3 separate regions of the Homo sapiens genome follow, and regions 2 and 3 are each linked to region 1. A link is an interaction called in ENCODE POLR2A ChIA-PET data of the cell type or tissue named here. Cell type or tissue: A673. All regions are shown on one strand.

Region 1 (4,000 bases):
AGAGTTATAGCTTACTCAAGGTCACAAAGCCAGGAAGTGGTTTTTAATCAGAACACCAGTACCACATGGTTCCTATTATACGATTTTACCAAGATTCAAGTCATGGTAATTATCATTTATATTACCTCTCCCACCACCCTTTTCTCCCTCTCCTCCCATTGTCATCCCCTTCCCTAAACACCCTTTCCGTTATCCTCCATAATGTGTATTCACAGAAGCACAATTTGGAATGGGATAAAATCTAGATTACATAAAATCAATGATTCTCTGATGTTTCTTTTTTGAGACAGAGTCTGACTCTGTCACCTAGGCTGGAGTGCAGTGGTACAATCAAAGCTGACTGCAGCATTGACCTCCAGGGCTCAAGTGATCCTCCCACCTCAGCCTCCCAAATAGCTGAAACTACAGGCACGTGCCACCACATTCAGCCATTTTTTTTTTTATTTTTTATTTTTAGTAGAGACGAGGTCTCACTATTTTGCCCAGGCTAGTCTTAAACTCCTGAGCTCAAGCAATCTTCCCAGCTCAGACTCCCAAAGTGCTGGGATTACAGGTGTGATCCACTGGGCCCAGCCAATTCTCTGATGTTTCAACACGTTGAGATATATTTAGTTCTTCAAAGTTGAAAAAAAAGATATTTATTTAAGCAAATACTTCACTCACTGTCATCATTTCAGCTTTGTTAGGGGCAGAGAGTTCAGAAACCAAATCTAACAATGACAGGTATTTTTAACTTCCAGAAGGGAACTAGAGAATACATAAACATCTCCTTTTCTCACTGGAGAGACAACTGGCATCCCCCCAAGACAACAGTCTATCCATGGCCAGAAAAAGATCTGAGTTCCAAAAGGAATCTTAACGTACTCTGAAATATGTGATTTAGGGCTGTGGAAACGTCAAGCCCCTACTTCATCTGATGTTCTATATTCTCCAACAGCCACAATGAGGTCTGCTAATGTTGATCCTAAGCTGCTGCTTAACAAGTACTTTGGTTCTGACAACACTCCTATAGGCCAAGAAAGGTGCAGTAGCCCTGGGTCCCAGCAGAAATACAAGTCTCAGAGTTCTAAGAGAATGTTAACAGAAACAACAGGGACTTACTTAAATTAATAACAGGGAATATCAGCATTCTAGGACTACCCCTTTGAGAAATCCAGCTAAGATAATTAACGTTAAAGATCATCTAACGCACTGATTCACACTTAGCTAACCTTTGGAATCAGTTTTACAAAATATTGATACTTGGGGCTCACCATCAGAGATTCTGACTGAATTGGTCTGGATGCAGCCTGGGCATACATTTTTTTTAAGTGCCCCCACGTAATTCTGATGTGCATTGAAGTTTGAGAGCCATTGCTGAATGGAAATTGTCCACACAAGCAAACCCAAAAAGCTTAGCTGCACTCTGTCAAAGTGGCCTTAAATGCTGCATTCTTGATATAAGGTAAACACCAAAAAGTCACCCACACTAGGAGTTCTGCATCTGCTTGAAAACTTGTTGATGGCATTAAACATTAATTTCTTTAATACTCCTTGCCTAAAGACTTGCATAAATTCCTTCTATAATTGGGTTTTAAGAAAGACTTTACATCTTCTTAGAAACCTGATATGTTTCCTGTTGTTGGAAAACAAAAACCAAGTGTCCTATCGTTTCCCTTATAACTCAGAGTGCTAGACGCGTCAGAGCTGAACCGGACAGCTAATCAGAGTATTTGTTCCCCAGTGTATTTGATTCTTATTCTGTCTATGCAAGTTTTGATTATTCTTTTTTTAAGGGGCATAGAAGTGTCTTTTTTTTTTTTTAATTTTGCTTCAAGGCCACTGGAGGAATAGACAAATGCAGAATTATGAATAATGGTCAAGTAATGAAGGCTGACTTTTAGGGAATCTTCTCTGTTAATTTCTCAGACTTTCTACTTACTTAGATGCTTCTGTTCTTGAAGAGCTGCACAAAAACCAAGTGCCCTTCAGGTTAAACTGTATTCAAACAATACCAGAGGAACGCTACTGTAAGGACTTTAGAAAAGTGAATAATCACTTTCATTTATTTCCCTGGATTTGGGCTTTTGTGCATAAAGTTTCTTTAGATTGAAGCCTGCCCAGACTTCACAAACTCCAAGTGTAATCTCTGACACCATGCTGCTGCCCTTCCCCTGAAGCCTCTATTTTAGTTTCCCCCAAGCCTGCTACTCTTGGCAAAGTAACTTCCACCTTCTTCCTTTGCACCCTCTTTCATAGGGCTGAATTAATGAGCCTGCAAGCTGGGGGCAATGTCTCTCCACAGCTGTCTTTTCAAGCAATTATTTAGGGACAGAGAAGGAAGTCATTAACAATCCTGGGAGTCAGCCAGAGACAACTCTGCCACACAATATACTCAGATAGGGCCCTGGGCCAAAAGGTCATTTTTTACTGGGGGCTTGAGGTGGGGTGGGGTGGGGTAACAAAGTAGTACAGAGAAGAGGATAAGAGAGCAGGTTTTTACGATATTTTTCTGGCATCTTCACCAAGAGCAATTTCTTCTGTAAAAGAAAAAGTCTAGCTGAACCAATCAGGAATTCATTCAAGGGTGATTCCAGGCAAGAGGGAAGGAATGCCAGTGAGAATAATGCCCCTCTGAAAAATCTGTCCTTAATAAAAGTTCCACTTCATTCCTAGGAGGCTGGGGAAGTAGGTAAAACTGGTGCCAAAATGTTGTAACAGCTAGGCGCAGTGGCTCAACGCCTGTAAGCCCAGCACTTTGGGAGGCCAAGGTGGGCGGATCACCTGAAGTCAGGAGTTCGAGACCAGCCCTGGCCAACATGGTGAAACCCCATCTCTAGTAAAGTTGGGGGAAACTAAAATAGAGGCTTCAAAAATTAGCTGGGTATGGTGGCACGCCTGTAATCCCAGCTTCTTGGGATTACAGCTGAGGCAGGAGAATCACTTGAACCCAGGAGGTGGAGGTTGCAGTGAGCAGAGATCATGCCACTGCACTCCAGCCTAGGCAACAGAGTGAGACTCTGTGTCAAAATAAAATAAAATAACTACTATAATAAATGCTAGTGAAGGTTATTCAAAAATATGCCTGACTAGTAAAACCAAAATGTTTTACACAAGGTGGCAGATTCCTCTTGCTCTACTCGTCTCGCCAACAAAAGACTTTAAGTGCTTTAGAGAGAAAGATCCTGATACTACTTCTGGTTAGAATTTCTCCTCTCTGGTAAAACTAGGCTATCTTTCTATGACAGAAAAAGAGTGTCTAGATTTTCCTTGTTTCTTAATAAAGACAAGTTCTAGAGTCATCTTTCTTTTCCCTTCTCCTGAAATAGACTATGTTATGTAAAGATGTTTTGAGAAACCAGTCAAACTTGGGTCTGGTCATCAGAGTGCATGTTCCTCCTCTGATTTTAGAACAACGTCAGGAGCAAATCAGTGTCTCTGTGATCTCAAGAGTCTTGGAAAACCATTAGAGAGGGAAAGCTCTGTGAGAAACATAATTGGATCAAATGCTGAAAGCCAGAAAGAGCTGAGTTCAAATTTTAGTTCTGATAGTAGGCAACGTCCTTAACCTCAGAGTTTCAGTTTACTTGCCTATAAATGATACCAAACCTCAACTGATAGGCTTGTTTTCAAACTTTTTAGAGCATGACACATAAAAATTTCTGATGTCTGCCTGCATGCACATACACTTAAAACAAGTTTTTTTGAAACAATACACACACTAAGTGTAGTATACTCTGATGTCATCTATTTGATTCTATTTTTTAAACTGAATAAAATAAAATTCTGACTGTCACCCACTAATGGATTAAGATATGCAGTTTAAAAAATCATTGTGACAGGTCAGGCACGGTGGCTCAGGCCTGTAATCCCAGCACTTTGGGAGGCCGAGGCGGGTGGATCACCTTGTGTTCAGAGTTAGTTCCTTCTGGTGGGTTCTTGATCTCGCTGACTTCAAGAATGAAGCCACAGACCTTCGTGGTGAGTGTTACAGCTCTTAAAGGTGGCACGGACCCAAAGA
Region 2 (4,000 bases), 220 kb after region 1:
ACATTTTTCAAATAATTAATTAGAAAATTTAATCACCATAGTAACCATGGTAAGCAGATTTTATTGTCTCTATTTTTTAGATAATGATTAGAAAGTGGAATGTTTACCTGAGCCACACTGATGGTCAGTTTCTTATTTAGGTCTTTGGACCCTAACTCTCAAATATTTTGGCCAAGATGCTTCAGGCGATGGTCCCATCACCTGATATTTATAAAGAACCCAGCCGTGGTGAGGAAATGCCTTTGATAACGACTGCCTTTTTTTTTTTTTTTTTGAGATAGAGTCTCACTGTCACTCAGGCTGGAGTGCAGTGGCATGATTACAGCTCCCTGCAGCCTTGACCTTCCAGACTCAAGGGATCCTCCTGCCTTGGCCTCCAGAGTAGCTGGGACTATAGGTGCACATCACCATGACTGGCTAATTTTTTAGTTTTTGTAGAGACAGGGGTATTGCTATGTTGCCCAGGCTGGTCTCTAACTTCTGGTCTCAAGTGATCCTTCCACCTAAGTCTCCCAAAGTGCTAGGATTAGAGGCATGGGCCACCGCACTCAGCTGATAATGGCTACTTTTATATCTTGCTAACTGAGTCCTACAAAAGCCTATAAATCAGAATACTTGTCCTTGAATCTGTATAGTGCATTTCATTCTTGTAGAGCTAATGTGTTACATGTCTTTTATTCGTGTAGTTTTTCACATTGTAGGTGACTTATTTAGCCAGTTTCAGAGATGAGACTCAAAAAGAACAATTGAGGCCATGCACAGTGGTTCACACCTGGAATCCCAGCACTTTGGGAGGCGGAGGTGGGAGGATCACTGGAGACCAGGAGTTAGAGACCAGTCTGGGCAACATAGCAAGATTCCATCTCTAGAAAAAATTTAAATTTAAATTTAAAAATCAGCCAGGCATGGTGGTGGGCATCTGTGGTCCCAGCTTCTTAGGAATCTGAGGTGGATGGATCACATGAGCCCAGGAATTCATTCGAGGCTGCAGTGAGCCATTATCGCGCCACTGCACTCCAGCCTGGGTGGCAGAGCAAGACCCTGCCTCTTAAAAATAAATAAATAAATAAAAGATATATTTGGCTGGATGTGGTGGCTCATGCTTGTAATCCTAGCACTTCGGGAGGCCCAAGCAGAAGGATGGCTTGAGCCCAGGAATTAGAGGCCAGCCTGGGCAACACAGCGAGACCCCATCTCTACAAAATATAAAAAAACACACAAAAAAAATTTAGCTGTGTGGAGTGGCACAGGCTTGTAGTCCCAGCTACTCCGGAGGCTGAGGTGGGAAGATCACCTGAGTCTGGGTGGTCGAGGGTGTGGTGAGCCGTGATCGCGCCATTGCACTCCAGCCTGGGTGACAGAGTGAGATCTTGTCTCTAAAAATAAATAAATAAATAAAGATATATATTTTTTATGATCAAAGAGGAAGAAAATTGACATTCCTATCAGTCCTTGCTTTAAAACAGCATAAATTACGAATTTCCAGCCCTATAAAGGAAAAGAGAATACTCTTTGAGTTAAGAGGCATCCTTGTAAATCTAATGCCCTCCAACACTGCTCAGCCCTTTCAATTTAGCTCACCCTTTCACCCTTCTGTATAGCTCTCAGGTTTAGTTTCGCTGTGAAGCATAGCTCTAAAGTTCCAGAAGGGTGACGGATTTTTCCTTGAGCTGTAGAGTTTGCTGCAAGCAACACTCAATCAGTCAGCAACAGCCCTGCTCTTTTGCCCCAGAAAGGGCACCACAACGTGGGGAAAAACATTGCATGTTTTCTTCCACACTGCCTGCCAACAGAGGCTTCACAGTACAGATGTGAAGCAGCCTTGGACATCTGCCAACACAAATGAATGCAAAGGCTCATCATTGGCCCACTTTGCATTACTGCCCCATGTGTTGAACTGAATCCAGGTCTGATTTTACTTCCACTAGCCTTCCACTAAATATTAAATGACTGAGATAGAATTTTATTATACGGGCCGATGTGCTCCTCTTTTGCCGTGAACTGGCTGTGGAGCAATATTCTTTTCATAGACCTGAGGTGTGTTATTAGAACTTTTTTGTTTCTCCCAAATGCATTAAAAATGTTTTAGTCAAAATGAAACTCAGTTTCATTCTGGGCCAAGCAGCAGGCAAGCAGTTTAACATCAGCACACATATGACAGTTTGGGTGGTGGTGGCTTTCTGTGAGATGTTAATGCATGAAGTGCCCTGCTCTAAGGGACTGTGTTAGATGATATTTAACTACTGATTCAGTCAGAACCCTAGAATCCAGAGCCCTAGAATCATAGAAGTCACAAGTCTTAGAAGTGGACAGTATCTTAGAGACTACCTCATGTAGCCTCTCTTCCAGTGAAAAGTTGTTTCCACTATGACCCTAGGAGATGACCACCCAGAACCTGCCGAAATACTTCTGGTGATGGGGAACCCTCTTCTTGCAGAGAGGTCTGTTTCATTGCTAAAAACTTCTGGTCCTTAGAAGTTTCTTCCCTTTGTTGAGCCATACAGAGCATTCTCAGACTTTCTTTTCTTTTCTTTTTTTTTTTTTTGAGGCAGGGTATCACTCTGTCGCACAGGCTGGAATGCAGTGGCACAATCTCGGCTCACTGCAGCCTTCGTCTCCCAGGGTCAAGTGATTCTCCCACCTCAGCCTTCTGAGTAGCTGGGACTACAGGCATGGGTCAGCATGCCCGGCTAGTTTTTGTGTTTTTAGTGGAAACAGGGTTTCACCATGCTGGCCAGGCTGGTGTCAAACTCCTGGCCTCAAGTGATCCTCCTGCCTTGGCCTCCCAAAGTGCTGTGATTACAGGTGTAAGCCATCGCGCCTGGCCTATATATGTATTTTAAACCTCAATAGGTTCTAGAAAATAATTCAATACCCCTTCCTAAATAAGCTATCTTAATTTCTGATATGAAGTTCCTTCTGCCTCTCACTTTTACAACAGTGAAACTGTATTTAAAATATCTTGTCCAAAGTAGCAATTTTTGTTACATTACTGTGTTTGGGTTCTTCTTAATTTTGCCTGTGTTATTGAAAGTTTTGGGGTTACTCTTGGGGGAAGGGCCTTTTGAATCAGACTCCAGTGTTCACAGGGACTTTTTTTTTTTGTTTTTCTGTTTTTTTTTTTTTTTGGAAGGAGTCTCATTCTTTCACCCAGGCTGGAGTGCAGTGGCACGATCTTGGCTCATGGCAACTTCCGCCTCCCGGGCTCAAGTGATTCTCCTGACTCAGCCTCCTGACTTAGCCACCACACCCAGTTAATTTTATTTTATTTTTTTTGTATTTTTAGTAGAGACGGGGGTTTCACCATGTTGGCCAGGCTGGTCTCGGACTCCTGACCTCAAATGATCTGCCAGCCTCAGCCTCCCAAAGTGCTGGGATTACAGGCGCGGGCCGCCATGCCCAGTCCACAGGGATTTTTGAGATGGCACGCCCAGCAGTCCTGGTTTGCCATGCAGTCACCTGTCCAGTTTAACATGTGTTCTGGCGAAAATGTCTTGGTTTTTCTGATAAATTATATGATCTCTCTTCTTAAAGCTCAATAGCCTCATCTTAGAGAGGCAACGGTTAAGGTCTAGGGGAATTAAATGACTTTCACAAGGTCTTCCACAGCAAGTTGGTGACTGAGCAGGGACTGGAATTTATGACTCCTGCCTGCAATAATGGAAGTGGTTCTCCTGCCTTCTCCATCAGCATTGGGTTTCTGGGGGACAGCTTGTGAGTTCCTATGAACCAGATTGCGTGAGCATGTTATAAAATCAGTCCTAGCCATGATTCCAATGAGACAAGCTAACAGCATGGGCACTGGTGCTCTTTAACCCTGAAAAAACAATGTTAGATGATGCCTCTGTTCTTCTCTTCTCCCTTGTAGTCCCCTTAAGTCAATTTCTTTCACATGAAAGAAACTTTTGTTTTGGCTGAGTGTGGTGGCTCATGCCTGTAATCCCAGCACTTTGGGAGGCCAAGGCGTGTGGATCACCTGAGGTCAGGAGTTCGAGACCAG
Region 3 (4,000 bases), 72 kb before region 1:
AGATACAATGTCATCCTAAGTAACTGGATTAAAACCTCATACACAACTGTCTAAGGGGAAGTTTCTGACCCTAAAAAAAAGCAAAAGAGATTAATGGCCCTCCTTTCAGAAAATGGTCTCATCCTACAGGGACACTTACCTTTGTGTCTGACTGGGCGATTTTACAACTCTGAAAAGTGTCTATAGCTATGCAAATACATTCTGTCCCCTAGAGGAACAACCCTCCCCCAAAAGTTTTGTGTTCATTTGTGGGTTCGTTTTCATTTCCTTTATTCCATATAAATTTGTGGTTCTTTCATTTCTCCTTGGTACCTGTTGTAACATCTATCTGGTTCCCTCATTTAAAATAAGTAAAATTTTTGACATGTGGATATTTTATATCTGCATGAGTCATGATTTTACCTTTTTTGAATATTATCTATTCACAACTATTAGAGGTGATATAGTTTAGATCCAAGAAAGAATAAAAACCTGCCTCTAGCATTCTGAACAGACATCAGGAGGTAAAATAACTTAAAGGTAAAAAGCAAGTTAAGAAACTAGAGTGTCCTTTCCAAAGGATACCATCTTTAATGTTCACGGCAGGTGCCCCAAATTGAGAATTACCAAAGGTAAAAAGAATGTTCAATGTTAAATTCAAAACCACACGAGAGACTAACTCAAAAACTTGGTTATGAGGCACAGGATTCCAGGAAGCACACTCATGTTCTACTAACTAGAACAGCAAACCAACTCCATCACCAAAAGTCTAAACAAGTTATCCTGCCATCTTCTGAGACGGGAAAAAGGCCAAGAGAGTAGTCACGTTGGTCACCTATCCCCTATCTTCCCCAGAATGTGAGGAAACCACACTTCAGGACTGGCAATTCTAGGAGATTCCAAGGAAAGCTTCAGAGGTATTAAGAAATAATCATTTATCTGAATTAACATTCCACTCCAGATGAGGTAATTAATTAGGCAAAAGAAAACAATCCTTAGTACTTTGCTCTAATAATTAACAAACGTTAAATCTGCCATTGGTAATTTACTACACTGGGAACAGAAAATTTCAATTGTTTAACCTCAACCTGCAAGCCTTTTATCTCCTTGCAAGCCTTTTTCAATAATCCTTTATCGGCTGACATTATGGAAAGTACAAAAGCAGTGGGGCACTGCTCAAGATGCTTACTTAACCTTTATAACTGTGAGATGGTACAGTGTGTGCATTTTTCACAGTGACAGGCTGCTTTATAGGGAACATCCACAGGCAAGAGACGGGAGCACCATGTCCCTCCAAAAAGAGAATGGCATCCTCCCTATTTTCCCAACCACCATGCAGCACACTTCTATAATTCTATGTTAATCCCTGCACTAGGAGACAGCCAAAATCCATTTATGGGTCCTTCAAGCATTGCTTTCAGAATATGGTAAAAGCCCTTCTGAAGGGGGTAAGGGGAGAGCAGCAGCATTACTTCCCACCCCCTCCTACAAATCAAAGAGAAAGGCATATTGAATCCTGCTTTTTTAGTAACTTGAAGCCCTGCATAAAAATCTGCTTAACAGCTTCAGCCTGGGAATCAGCTATTTTTTTTAAGGAAGCTGCATTGCCTGTGAGGTGGGCTTTGTTTTCAGTGTTGTGTTGGCTACATTTTCAATGAGTCGATTCCCAGGTTTTGAGTGCCATGTCCATTACAATGAAATATGGGTCTTTGATTTAATAAAATCATGACATCGGACATCTGAAGTTCTTTCAGAGGAAAAGTAGCCTCCGAATAATTAATAACTTGGCAAATATCATGTGACCTTAAATATGCTTTTGTATAAAGCAGTTGACATTGCAAGAAGCAGTACCCTCAGAACCCTGTGAAGGACACACCCTGTGGGACCTGGCATCCTACTTGGTGAGTCAATGGCATTGGCATAATTAGAGAGCTTACTTTAAAGAAACCCAAGATTCTGTTGGGTTATGTGGGAAAAAAAAATTAAGCAACATGTGCCCTTGTGTTTGCTATAGCTCTTTACAATTGAATCTGAGGAGAGGGAGGTGAGGGGAGGAACTGGGCCAGTGACAGACGGACCAGCTCTGCAAGTGGAAGGAAAAGTGCCATGGTTCCCTGGTAAATTGTGATTCCGGTGCAGGGGTGTGGGGGATGTTGGAAAAGAGCACAAGGAGAATCTTGGGATGATCTGGGTGGTGGTGACATGAAAGGACACACACATAAGAATATATCAAGTTATCCCTTAAGATGAGTACATTTGATTGTATGTTAATTATACCTCTCTAAAAAAATAGAAAGTTTTTTTTAAATCCCTGATTGAAATCCAGGTGTTCCTGCCTTCCCCTTCAGATATCACCATGGTGTAGAGAAAGAACCTCAGACTACACCTCAGAGCCCCAGGCTCCAGCCCTCACTAGCTGTCTCTCCTTGGTTAAATGCCTTTTCCTACCTGTAACTCAGGTCATCATCCTTAAACCAGAAATAGATAACCTGATAGTTAGGGTCAAGGGTCCTCAAAATTGCAGCTGAATCAGCATCAGAGCTCTTTGTCCTCCTGATTCAAGCATCAGAGACAGAAAATAAAACAAAAAACAACAACAACAAAAAAAAACACCTCTTTGTCAGGCAGGTATAATGTCCTTAAAATTTTCTAAATTTGAATGTCTCTTCAGTCTCCCCCATTGCTTATAGTTGTCCAATTCATTCACTCTGCTACCTGTCTACCCCAGGAACATGTGAGTTTGAGAGTCCTACTCTGGATCCTCAAGGTCATTTTCAGTCCTTAAACTCTGTAATTTAGAGTTCAGGTACTCTACTAGGGTTTTGTTGTTGTTGTTTTTGTTTGTTTTGTTTTTTCACTCTGGCTCTGACAGGCTTGACAGAACAGAGGATTTTAGCAGAGCAACTAGAGCATCTATCTGAAGTAGAATTATCCAGTAACAAGTATCCTGCACAACCCAGCTCACTGGCTCTTGAAGTCAACTAGCTCATAACAAATCTTGAGATGGCTAACCAGGTATGGTCACATGTTCTTATTCTCCTAAATCTACAAAGCAAACATCCACAAGAGATTAGGGTTTAATGCCTATTTTTGGATGGAGATAAGAATAGGAGTGACTAGAATCAATAACCACAAACAAATGAATATGAGTCTGAGACTAATGACTTCTGCCCGTTACTAACAGTCTCTCTGTTTGTCATCTTGTCTAACACTTCATCAAATTCTGAGGTCAGTTTTTGGAATACATTAAAAGAAAATTATCCTGCAAAACTGGAGACATGATAGTTAACAATTTTTTTGTTGTAACTTAACAATAAACTTAGTATGACCAAAACATAAAGCTCTTACATATACCATCTATTCACCTCTAACTTTATTTCTTTTTCTTTTGAAACAATCTTTATTTCTATTTCCTTTTAAACAATCCTTAAGTGAGGCTAAAGAGATATCCCACTGGAGTAATTTTAAACCCTCTTTGCTTCCTTTGAAAGCACAATATCCTCAAATCTTATACAGTGGTTAATAGCTCTTGCTTTCATTTCGTAAATGTTGGTACAATGACTGTCCTGACAAGGTTCTCTGCTTCAACAAGCACAATATTTGGAATGATGAAGATGCTGTGAGCATGGACCCTTCTCTATAATGTTTAATATAACAGTCCTATTCACTTCTATTCACTTGACAATTGCAGCGGTTTCCAGGAAGTTAAGTAAAGAAGAAATAATTAGTACCTACATGATATCCAGTGCTACACAAGGCAATGTCAGGGCAAAAAGAGTAAATCCAAGACTCAGTCTCTGGCCACACGGGCCTTACAGTACATACCTAGCAAACCTCTCATGATTCCAAAGAGTGAGGCAAGCCTAGTAACTGCCCTGTGAAGTCTTTTTTATTCCAGGGCTGACCCCCAGTTGTTCCTATTCTTTAGTACTTTCACTCCTCTTCCTCTTTGCCAAGGCTTCCTTGCCTTCTGACCACCTTCCCTTCTGTTAGCAGCCAATCAAAGCATCACATGGGACAG

Evidence for each region. Peaks named below come from ENCODE experiments on the same cell type or tissue, not always from the same donor. Only the 100,000 strongest peaks of a DNase experiment are listed, where the experiment ranks them.
Region 2: POLR2A ChIA-PET joins it to region 1 with 5 read pairs; 1 of 35 experiments calls an interaction of 5 or more read pairs at or near these places.
Region 3: POLR2A ChIA-PET joins it to region 1 with 5 read pairs; 2 of 35 experiments call an interaction of 5 or more read pairs at or near these places.

The regions. Positions count from the first base shown.
Region 1 is chr7:69,786,574-69,790,573 of GRCh38, reverse strand. All of the region lies in intron 1 of AUTS2 (activator of transcription and developmental regulator AUTS2), which reads right to left. Among named protein-coding and RNA genes, the nearest start is that of AUTS2, 190 kb to the right of the region's middle. In A673, no CTCF peak of the experiment used is centred here; DNase peaks (open chromatin) are centred at 1,623 and 2,403; H3K27ac peaks cover 1,838 bases.
Region 2 is chr7:69,562,834-69,566,833 of GRCh38, reverse strand. All of the region lies in intron 4 of LOC105375346 (a long non-coding RNA gene), which reads right to left. Among named protein-coding and RNA genes, the nearest start is that of CT66, 33 kb to the left of the region's middle. In A673, no CTCF peak of the experiment used is centred here; a DNase peak (open chromatin) is centred at 1,823.
Region 3 is chr7:69,858,631-69,862,630 of GRCh38, reverse strand. All of the region lies in intron 1 of AUTS2 (activator of transcription and developmental regulator AUTS2), which reads right to left. Among named protein-coding and RNA genes, the nearest start is that of AUTS2, 260 kb to the right of the region's middle. RefSeq lists an enhancer at 1-1,749. In A673, no CTCF peak of the experiment used is centred here; no DNase peak of the experiment used is centred here.